Linked DNA regions of Homo sapiens: region 1 is linked to region 2. A link is an interaction called in ENCODE POLR2A ChIA-PET data of the cell type or tissue named here. Cell type or tissue: MCF 10A. All regions are shown on one strand. Links, peaks and the distances in the headings refer to the core of each region. The heading gives the core; the rest is flanking DNA.

Region 1 (5,000 bases), core at 1-5,000, 210 kb before region 2:
TTCTCCTACCTCAGCCTCCCGAGTAGCTGGGATTACAGGCATGCACCACTATGCCCAGCTAATTTTTTTTTTTTTTTTTTTTTGAGATGGAGTTTCACTCTTGTTGCCCAGGCTGGAGTGCAGTGGCATGATCTCAGCTCACTGCAACCTTCCGGTTTCAAGCGATTCTCCTGCCTCAGCCTCCCAAGTAGCTGGGATTACAGGCACCCGCCACCATACCCGGCTAATTTTTGTATTTTTAGTAGAGACAGGATTTCACCATGTTGGCCAAGCTGATCTCAAACTCCTGACCTTGTGATCCGACCTTCTCTGTCTCCCAAAGTGCTGGGATTACAGGCGTGAGCCACTTCACCCGGCCTAATTTTTGTATTTTTTGGTATGGATGGGGTTTCACCATTTTGGCTAGGCTGGTCTTGAACTCCTGATCTCAGGTGATCCGCCAGCCTCAGCCTCCCAAAGTGCTGAGATTACAGGCGTGAGCTGCCGCACATGGCCTTAGATATCTTTTCCTCTAATTAGTTTATAATCTCTGAGAGTTGACCCAGGTTGTACCTTCTTGGACTGGAGCCAGGTGGTTATCTCTGATGCTGCCAGAGGAGGATTAGATGTTTTATCTCCTGAGTTGGTCACACGCGCACGTGGGTCTCTGAGTCAGCATTGAGCATTACCTGTTTATGGGTCCAAAGGAGCCTCCCTCCCAGACCCTCTCTCCAGCAGTGTACAGTCCATCGTGTGGATGGGAGGAAGGCAAGGCCAAGGTAAATACTGACTCAGACAAATACAAGCAGGTACAAGAAGTACAAATACATATGTGGGGGAGGAGGGAGCAGGGGCCTGCCAGCCAAAGCTAGTCATCTGAGAAGAGGGGGTTGCGGACAGGTGGGGCTGGGAGCTGAGTCAGAGAAGGTTGCTGGGCCTCCCATTAGAGCCTGGGAGCCTTGACTTGCCGTAGCCTGCGGCCTTGCCTCTTCCTGGACAGTGGCCGAGGGTGCCCTCTGAAATGTTAAGGAGAAATGAATGGGCCCAGATGGTGGGGTGACTTGGGGAGGACGCGAGATTTGGAGTCCAAGGGGAGGCAGTTTTAGGCTCTAACTCATCCTATACACGCTGCGGCTGTGGGGGAAGGGAGAGAAAGGCCAAGGGCACGACTCCTGGCTCCTGAGAGTCCCCAGTGCCCCATTAGGTTGGCAGCTGCAGTGATGGCGCTGACCCCCCCTTGTGCACACCCCTCAAGCCTCAGCATTCCCTTCCCTGGGCCTCTGAAGGGTGGAAAGATGTGAGAAGAGCAGGGAAGAGGAGAGGAAATTGGGAGAGGGGGAGAGAGAGGGTGGTGGGGAGCCCAGAGAAGGGAGCTGGGGGTGGAGCATGGAGAGGTACCTGGGCCAAGTAGAGAGAGGCTTTGGCCAGGCTCATCTGGGTCCAGCGTGGATTCCCTCATGCATGAGCTGTGTGAATTTGGGCAAGTTCCCTAACTTCTCTGATCTCTTGTTGCCTCAACAATGAAATGGGGACAAGACTTCCTCCCTGGCAGACTTTTTGTGAGTAGTGTGCTCTTAGGGAAAGCCCAGGGCGCAGGGTAAGTGTCCCAGTTGCTAATGATTGTTATGGTTATTATCACATCAAAGCCAGGAGCCAGTCTCAGTCCAAAGATGGAGAATGCAAGAACAGGTGACCAAGAGCACTGGGACTTGTCCTAGCCCTCGTGGGACCAAATTCTATACTTGTTTCCATGTGGACACAAGGTGTCCACAGGCTTCTCCTGGAGGCTTCTCAGCACCCACCTACTTTTAGATCAAGACCATTATTGCTGACAGGGGACCTTTGTTTCCTCTGTAGCCCCTTCTGAAATCCTATGCCTTTGCAACCCAAGAAGCTGGGTTAGGCTGGGGGCCTCCTGTGCTGCCAGCTGGCCTGGGCAGCGGGGACCTGCGTCTCTGCTCAGAAACTGGGGTGGTGAGATGGGATTAGCAGGCACGAGCCAAGCCTGTGTCCTCGGTGGCAGGCCAGGCAGCTGGTTCACCGCTTACATAAACGGGGCCAGGAAGCTGAACTTGTTTTTGCTGGCAAGAGCTGCGGCAAGCTGCAAGAGAGTTGAGAAATATGTGTCTCCGTGTGCGTGTTTTTCTCTGGTTATTGACATTTGCAAGTTTACTTGAAGAGGGGGAAAAAGTAGAAAAACAACAAAGCTGTTTGGATTCCTGGCACCCAAACTTAGGTCCCAACTGGGGAGGAACCCCACTTTCCCAGAGCTGTGCTGCAGGGTCCCCAGACCAAAGGGTGTCTGGGCCATGGTGGGGGTCCCAGTGTCCCTGGGAGGGGGAATCCTAGGCCACCGGGGCAGGGAGATATGGGCTTGCTTGTTGGGAGTTACTAGGACCTAAACTCTCTTTCCCTTGAGGAATGGGAGGCAAGGGAGGTTGTGGGAATTTTCCCTCCCCTAGAGCTCTCCAGGGAGAAAGAAGCATTTTTCTGAGGGCACTGGGATGATCTGGTCATCATCCTTCTCCCAAAGCCATCAACTATTAAATAATAAATCCATAGATTCATTATGTGTTTTCAAGCTGAGTATTGTTTGCTTCCTGCCCTCTGAGAGCTAATGATTGGGCGCCATGGGATGCTAGACCGCAGGAGTGGGGGCCTGTGGGGGATCTACAGGTCACAGTCTGAATCCTCATTTCACAGAGAAGGCCAGTGGGCTCTGCCAGGGGCGGTGACGTGCCCATGGCTGCCTGTGAGTCATCACAAGACCAGGAATAGAACTCAGGTCACCTGACAGCACAGAGCTGTTTCCTCTACACCAAGGGGCCTCCTGCTTGTGGAGATGTACTTTATTTTATTTTATTTATTTATTTATTTATTTATTTATTTTCAAGAAGGAGTCTCGCCCAGGCTGGAGTGCAGTGGTGCAATCTCAGCTCACTGCAGCCTTCGACTCACTGCAGCCTCTGCCTCCCGGATTCAAGCGATTCTCATGCCTCAGCCTCCTGAGTAGCTGGGATTACAGGCACACACCACCAAGCCTGGCTAATTTTTGTATTTTTAATAGAGACAGGGTTTCACCATGTTGGCCAGGCTGGTCTCGAACTCCTGACCTCAAGTGATCCACCCGTCTCAGCCTCCCAAAGTGCTGAGATTACAGGCGTGAGCCACTGCACCCTACTGAGATGTACTTTATATTAAAGAACAAATCAAGGCAGACTGTACGTTTGTGTCAGCCCAACCCCACACAATTAATAGTCAGTGATTAAACTGACCAGACCAGACCAGACACCAACACTGACTGTTGAGGAGGAGCTTGGGGGTTTGTTTTCGGGAGGCAATACTGCCTCCTTTTGTGATCTTAGTCCCAGGTGAGGTGCTTCCTTGTCCTCTCTGCAGAATCCCATTCTTTCTTAGCCTGGGCTGAAGCTGCTCCCTCCCTGTATGTGACCCTGGCCTTGGCGCAGTCCTTGGGTGCTCTTCCTCCCTCCTGCCTCTGCGCTGCTTCATGATGCACAGGAGCCAAGGAGGGGCAGGGGACAGTCGGTTTTTTCTCAGGGAGATTGGAAGAGAACAGAAACAAGAAGCAATGGAATGCTCCTGTCCTGGAGGTTGGTGGGGCAGTGGGGAGAGGTGGGGAAGCCATTGAGCCTGCACATACTTTTGACAGGCTTGGCTCATGCCTGCCAACCCCATCCCACCGCCTGGGTTTCTGAGCAGGGACATGGGTCCCCACTGCCCAGGCCAGCTGGCAGCACAGGATGGCCTCCAACCTAACCCAGGCTCTTGGGTTGCAAAGGCATAGCATTTCAGAAGGGGCCACAGAGGAACCAAAAGTCCCCCTGCCTGTGGAGTCAGGCCTGATCTCTTTGAGGGTGCTCACACCCTCCATGTTCCCCTGTAGGTCTTCCTTCCCTCCTTACTGCATTTCAGATACTCCAGACACCAGCCCTCCCCAGAACTCTCACTGTTTTTTGTTTTTTTGAGACACAGTCTTGCTCTGGGTCCCAGGCTGGAGTGCAGTGGCACAATCACAGCTCACTTCAGACTTGACCTCCTGGGCTCAAGTGATCCTTCTGCCACAGCCTCCCAGATAGCTGGGACCGCAGACATGTGTCACCATGCCCAGCTAATTTTAGAGTTTTTTGGTAGAGATGGAGTTTTGCCGTGTTGCCCAGGCTGGTCTCAGCCACCTGGGCACAAACGATCCTCCCATCTCAGCCTCCCAATGTGCTGGGATGACAGGCGTAAGCCACGATGCCTGGTGACTCTCAATTCTTTTTTTTTTAATTATTATTATTATTATTTTGGAGATAGAGTTTCACTTTTGTGGCCCAGGCTGGAGTGCAATGGTGCAATCTCAGTTCACTGCAATCTCTGCCTCCTGGGTTCAAGTGATTCTCCTGCCTCAGCCTCCTGAGTAGCTGGGATTACAGGTGTGTGCCACCACGCCCGGCTAATTTTGTATTTTTAGTATGGGGTTTCTCCATGTTGGTCAGGCTGCTCTCAAACTCCCGACCTCAGGTGATCTGCCCGCCTCGGCCTCCCACAGTGCTGGGATTACAGGCGTGAGCCACGGCGCCTGGTGACTCAGTTCTTAATGCCTTGCATATACTGTTCTCTCTTTATGGAATGTAACTCCCTGTGGCTCCACTTATCAAACCCCCACTCATTTATCAAGGCCCCAATAAAATCTCTCTTCCCCCTTTAGAATAATTGATCCCTCTTCTTAGTTCCCTCAGTATGTTGGAGACATTTATATCAGGTTGGCCTGTATTACAGATAGTTTTAAGTTCTAGGGCTTTGTGGGGTTTAAAGAAGATTACGATATGGAAATGATAGGAAGGAGTGCCAGTGCATTGTAGATGCTCAGTAGCTTCAATATGGAGTTTTTTTTTTCCTGGATTAGGAACTTCTGAACTTGCACATCATGGGTGCACAAAAATTATTGAATTCTTGAAGAAGGGACAGGCATAGGCTTGCAATCCTGGCTCTGAATGCTGAGCAATTGCTCACGGACA
Region 2 (6,551 bases), core at 1-5,000:
ATCCCAGCTACTCGGGATAAAATTGAAAAATAATAAAATAAAATGAGAAGCTATAATTAATAAAGTGAGTTTTTTTTTTTTTGAGATACAGTTTCGCTGTCGTCCAGGCTGGGGTGCAATGGTGGATATTGGCTCACTGCAACCTCCACCACCTGGGTTTGAGAGATTGTCCTGCCTCAGCCTCCCAAGTAGCTGGGATCACAGATGTGCACCATCATGCTGGTCTAATTTTTGTATTTTTAGTAGAGACGGGGTTTCACCATGTTGGCCAGGCTGGTCTCGAACTCCTGACCTCACATGATCCACCTGCCTCGGCCTCCCAAAGTGCTGGGATTACAGGCATGAGCCACTGCACCCGGCCTAAAGTGAGATCTTCACCTCTTTGCAGTTCTAGAATTTAATGAAGTGTACAGCAGAGAGATTATGGATTTTGAGATTTCCCCTCCACTACCACCCCCAAGTCTGCATATCATATCTGGCAGAATAGCAAACATCTAAAATAGCAAAAAGTTCCCCTGCTTCTCAAGCAGCTGTACCAATAGGAAACCTTCAGCAAGGGAGCAAGTCCAAGCTCCTGGGTACTGGGCCCTTACTAATAATAGCTAGACACTTCGAATTCTGACACCTCGGGCAAGGTAGATATAATTATCTTCATTTTGTAGATAAGCCCAAGTAGGAGTGGAGAGGTTAAATAACTCATTCAATGTCAAACAGCTGCAAAGTGGCAGACCTGACTCCAAAGTTCATGTCCCCTTTCCACTCTATTTCCCTTTTTCCCATATAGCAAGCACTAACTGTTTGTAAATAACGACCAAGATATTTCAAGAGATCTTTAAAAGGATGGGAACAAGGCTTCTCTGGTGGAGAAAGAAGTTGGCATCACAACTGCTGACAGTTTGACGCCCCTGCCTTCTCTGCCCCCAATGACCCGCTCTAGCAATCCTGCCTCCCTCTCTAGCAACAAGACACTGTGTAGGCCTCTGTTTGCAAGTCTCCTCCCGTGGCAGCCTAGACTCTGCTCCCTCCGCTAATTGCATACTTGGGCTCCTCCACACAACATTCAAAATCCAATGACAGGTATCCCTTTTTGGAAGGCAAGTTTCCCAAACTCTGATACCAACACGAAACACCTGGGGCCGGATTACCCTCTAGTGGGGCCCCCAAATCAAGCTAAACAGAGAAGGAAGAGGAGGTGACGCAACTAGGCCTCCTGCACCAGGCCAGACAGGCTGAGCGCGGCGGCCGTGACCCCGCAGTGAGCTTTCCACAGTGGCCTCCTACGCCTTCCCTGTGGAAGGCACGCCAGGGCGGCGATGTTATCTCTGGGATAAAGGGCCGGTCCTAACGCAGTTTGTGGTAGAAGGCGCAGCAAAAGCGCCTACCGCGGCGAGTCCCAGGCAGCTCACTCTCCAGTCACTCTCCGAGGCGGGGGAGCCGGCGAGAGGGAAACAAGGGCCTTTGGTACCCAGCTGTTGGGCCTTTGGTACCCAGCTGCTGGGCTCCGGCTGGCACGAGCGCCGGAGCATCCGTGCGCAGCCTCTGCCGCCCACACTCGCGCACACACGGGCGCGCACACACGCACAAAAGTACACCGGCCCGGGCGTCCGCCTCCTGGAAGGCTGCCGAGACCGGCCACTGTGCCCCTACCAGCTGCGTCCCCACCCAGCCCTGCGGCCACCCTCAGTGCCCTGCCGGGGCGCCCCCACGCTTCCTCTAACATCAACGCCAGAGACTGGAGAGGCCGCATGGGCCGCGCGTTCCAGCCCAGGCAGGTGTAGCCGAGAAGGACAGAGGCTCTTACCGGGTCTTGCACTTCCTCGGGACACGGCCGGACACCCGGAGACTGCCAGTGCGGCCGCGACCCTCCCCCCACCCTCCCCCACCACGTAGCCTTCTCTACCTTCAGTCGGGAATCAATGGTCTGGTCGCAGATTGGTGACATCATTGGCGCGCCGGGCGTGGGAGGAAGAACCACGTGATTCAACCTCTTTTGTTTGCGCTCTAGGAAATTAAGGTTTTTGTTGCTACGTCTTCCTTGGTTTTTTACGTTGTGTTAATGCCGCTGTTTTGGGTACAGTGGGGAGTAGGTACATGGGTTTAGGATGCTGCATTTTTGCCCATGGCCTTGATTGAACTCCTTAGTCATTTATAACGTGGTTGGGCCGGAAGGCCTGAGAAGATACGTAGGTACAATCCTCTTTTAAAAAGACCACAGAATTAGCCAATAATACATTATAACCAGTAGTCTTTGAATGGCCCGTTTAAATTAAATTAAACGAATTCATTTTTAAAATAATATAATGAACACCTTCTTTAACTTGACATGCTAACCAAGAACTAAAATATTATCAATTAACTTTCATCAGCTTGTAAGTGGTCCCCATCTTGTGCCACTGCCTCTCCATCAGAAGTAACTCCCATCCTGAATTTGTGTTTACACAACTATTATATTGCTTTAATTTCTTTTCACATTTATATATATTACTAAGCAATGTATTTTTACTTTTCTTAGTTTTGTGTGTATTTCCAAACTCTCATCTAGAGGCCTGGGCCTGGTACATTTTTCTTTACTCATCTTTATTGACCGAAGTTACATTTTGTTCATTTTCACTGCTACATAAAAATCCATTATGTACCATAATTTATCCATTCTCCAGCTGCCAAGTCTTTGTGCAATTTCCAGTCTTTTGCTCTTTCCAACAGTGTTGGAAATCAGCATTGCTTTCTGGTGCCCCTGTGCAAAAATGTCTCTTGGGTGTATTTACCTAGGAATAAAATTGATAGGACTTTGGAATGCCAGTATTCCACTTTATATGATAGTACCAAATTTTTATCCAAAGTGGTTGTACCAGTTTATACTCCTACCAGCATCCACATCTTCTCTAACACCTCAGATTTCTTGGCTTTTGCTAATGCATGGTCTCAAACTGCCCTTATTGAGGTTAAGCATCTCTTTTAAATATGTATTGTCCATCTGTAGTTTCTCTTCTGTGAAATGTCAGTGTAGGGCATTTGAGGGATTTTTAGGGCTGAGCAAGAAAAAATATATGACCAGGAGGTGACAGTAGCACACTCAAGCTTTATTTGTGTGAGCTTTGACAGGTTTGTATTTAGGGGAAGTCCTTGGCAGCATGAGAAGATCCAGAGATTGGGGGTGGAGAGGAACCATCCAAAAGGGGAAAAGAGAAGGAAACTTCCAGAAGAGAGTGGCCTTACCATGTCCAGGTGATGTTGTTCAGCGGCCTGTGGGAAGTCTCTGTTTCAGAAAGCTCCCAAGGGCAGCAGCAAATTGGAGTCTTCATAAACCACAGATTTATCTTATCTATGACTAACAGATGTTGGGCACAGTTTCATGAGGTATACAAAGCAGGCAAGCAGCTCTAAATGCCTAAAAATCTGCTTAGTTGTGTTATATTTAAAATGCCTGGATGTATAAACATTTGAGTTAGGTGCTGAAAGGCTTTTGAGATAATAGATACCAGCTTGCTGTGAAGAAATAAACAACTCAGGGACCCAGATACAGAGGCCATCTTTGGCTCTTTATATAACAGTCAGTTTGAGTCTTTTATTATTGTTTTAGTGGATTGTTTGCTACATTATTCACAAACTTAGGGCACTGATTCTTCATCAGTTATATGTGTTGCAAATTTATCCTTCCATATGTATCCTTTCATTTTCTATTTTGGTAGATGTTCTTAACTTTGAATTTATTAATATTTATCCTGTTTTTCTTTTCCCCGTACCCTAATATTTATTCACTTACTCTTACTCCTAAAAATCTTTAAATCCTTATTCTCTCTGGAATTTACTTTTGTATATGGTGTGAGGTAGGGATCCCATTTTACTTTTTACATACAAATGACCTTTATTTTTCCCCAGGTTTGTTTATTGACTAGCCCCACCTTTCCCAACTTTCCCACCTTTCCCAACTTTGTTATATATCAACATTCCAGTTACTTATGGGTCTATTTCTGATCTATCTATTCTCTTCCACTGGAAAATTTGTCTATCTTGATGTCAACACCACATTATTTAATTACCACAGCTTTATAAAAAGTCTTGATATTTAGTAGTGCAAAATCTCCCTTTTATTCTTCATCCATCTTCTTTTTTTGGGCTATGCTTGGTCTTTAGTTTTCCCATATTTTAAGGCAAGCATCTCAAGTTGCACACACAAACAAGTTGCACACACACACACGCAGCAGTAACAACAACAAAAACCTGTTGGCATTGCATTGAATAATAAATAACTAATATATAAATTTGGAGAGAATTGACATTTTATGATTCTGAGTCTTCCATAAGCAAGGGATAACTTTCTTTTTATTAGGTCTTCATTAATGCTTTAATTTGGATTTATTATTCTCTTTGTCCAGATCTTGCACATCTTTTGGGGATTTTATTCCTAGATTCTTTGTAGTTTTTGTTGCTATTATAAGTGATGTCCTTTAAAAATATGCTTTCTAATTTTTTGATGATCATATAGAAATAAATTTGATTTTTGTACATTGATATTGTATCCAGCCACAATGCTAAACTCTTGTTTGTAGTAATTTATTTATTGATTCTTTTGGATTTTGTATGTAAACAATCATTATCTGAAAATAATGCCAGTTTCCCCCTTTCCTACGCCCAACCCTTATTGCTTTTTATCTATCTTAAAGTGTTACACTGGTTTGGCCAGGCTCAGTGGCTCATGCCTGTAATCCCAGCACTTTGGGAGGCCAAGGCGGGCAGATCATGAGGTCAGGAGATTGAGACCATCCTGGCTAACATGGTGAGACCCTATCTCTACTAAAAATACAAAAACTTAGCCGGGCGTGGTGGCGGGTGCCTGTAGTCCCAGCTACTTGGGAGGCTGAGGCAGGAGAATGGAGTGAACCCGGGAGGCAGAGCTTGCAGTGAGCTGAGATTGCACCACTGCACTCCAGCCTGGGCGACAGAGCCAGACTCCATCTCAAAAAAAAAAAAAAAGTGTTACACTGGTTTGGGGGAGAAGGCAGTGCATTGTTCCAGTACAGTGTTATTGGAAATGGTGATAGTGGGCATTCTTGATGCTCTTGATATTCGAAAGGGAAACTTAGTATTATTTTTGTATATTTTATGATAAAACATTTAGAATGATATTTTTGTAGGCGTTTTGTAAATCTCCTTTATCAGGTTAAGGAAGGTACCTTTTATTCCTAGTTGAATAAAATTTAAAAATCTTGAATGGATTTGAATTTAATTTATTTCTACATCTATTGAAATCATCACACAATTTCTTTCTCCCTTTAATATGTTAATATGGTAGATGACATTTATAGATTTTATATTAAACTACTTATCCTTGCATTCCTAGGATAAACAACTGGACCATAAAGTCTCAATTTTATATGCTATTGTGCTCTATATATTCTATGTCTATGTTATATTCTATGTAGGATTTTTGCGTTTGTGTTTATGAAAAACATGGACTTGTGATATTCCTTTCTCATTCTGTCTTGATCTGTTTGGGTTTCAAGGCTCATAAAGTGACATAAGGAGTATTCCCTTTTTTTGTATCCTCTGGAAGAATTTTAATAAGATTGGAGTGATTTTCCTTTCAAGCATCAGTAGAATTCACCAGTAAAACTGTCTGGAGCTGGGTGCAGTGGCTTACACCTATAATCTCAACTACTTGAGAGGCTCAAGCAGGAGGATCACTTGAGGCAAGGAATTCAAGACCAGACTGAGCAACAAGACTCCATCTCCAAAAAACAAAAACCAAACAAAACAGAACAGAACAGCACAGCAAAACCATCTCGGCTGGGTATTTTCCTTGTGTGAAGTTTGTAAAATACGACTTTGGTTTATTTAATAGTTATGAAACTGTTCAATTATTTTCTTTCTCCTTGAGTCAGTTTAATAAAATAATAGGTTCTAGAATTTTTTCCATGTCATCTAAGGGTTTAAGCTCATTGGCATAGTTATTGATTGTATTATCTTCTTAATCTCTGCTGTATTTATAGCTCTTTTTTCATTTATAATATTACTTGTGGTAGACTGTGTTATTGCTCTCCAAATATTTGTTCCTTTTCTTATAAGAGGACTATACATTTCTACCTAATGCTATGTGACTTGAGGTGACTCTTGTGACAGAAGAATGCATACCCAACCAGCTGTCAATGGGCTTGATCATCGTACATGAACAGAAACTTTAAAAGATATCGTACATGTTTCTACCAGCTTTCTTGCTCTTTTCTCTCTTCCATGAGAATGGCATGTGCGTGATTGGGGACCCCAGAATGAAGAATACATGTGGAGGAGAGCCCAGCAGAGTCAACATATATAGCAAATAAGAAATAAACACAGAGATTTGGGATTTTGTAGTTACCAAAGCATATTATAGTGAAAACTGACTGATAAAAATTATTTGCCTTTAACTTCTTATCATTTTTTCTTAGATAAATCATTGCAGAGGTTTATTTATTTTGTTGGTATTTTTCAAAGAACCAACTTTGTCCTTGTTGATTCTCCCTGTTTTCTATTTCGTTTCTATCTCTAGTTCTGCTCTTATAATTATCCCCTTC

What was found. Peaks named below come from ENCODE experiments on the same cell type or tissue, not always from the same donor. Only the 100,000 strongest peaks of a DNase experiment are listed, where the experiment ranks them.
Region 1: POLR2A ChIA-PET joins it to region 2 with 5 read pairs; 3 of 35 experiments call an interaction of 5 or more read pairs at or near these places.

The regions. Positions count from the first base shown.
Region 1 is chr1:154,417,675-154,422,674 of GRCh38, forward strand. All of the region lies in intron 1 of IL6R (interleukin 6 receptor), which reads left to right. Among named protein-coding and RNA genes, the nearest start is that of IL6R-AS1, 14 kb to the left of the region's middle. RefSeq lists an enhancer at 539-1,052. In MCF 10A, for the core only: no CTCF peak of the experiment used is centred there; DNase peaks (open chromatin) are centred at 797, 2,047 and 2,727.
Region 2 is chr1:154,626,054-154,632,604 of GRCh38, forward strand. LOC124904427 (a long non-coding RNA gene) reads left to right here and starts at 1,903. Exons shown (of 2, transcript XR_007066635.1): 1 at 1,903-2,014; 2 at 5,505-6,343. It also overlaps a transcript of ADAR not described here. RefSeq lists an enhancer at 1,030-1,815. In MCF 10A, for the core only: no CTCF peak of the experiment used is centred there; a DNase peak (open chromatin) is centred at 1,948.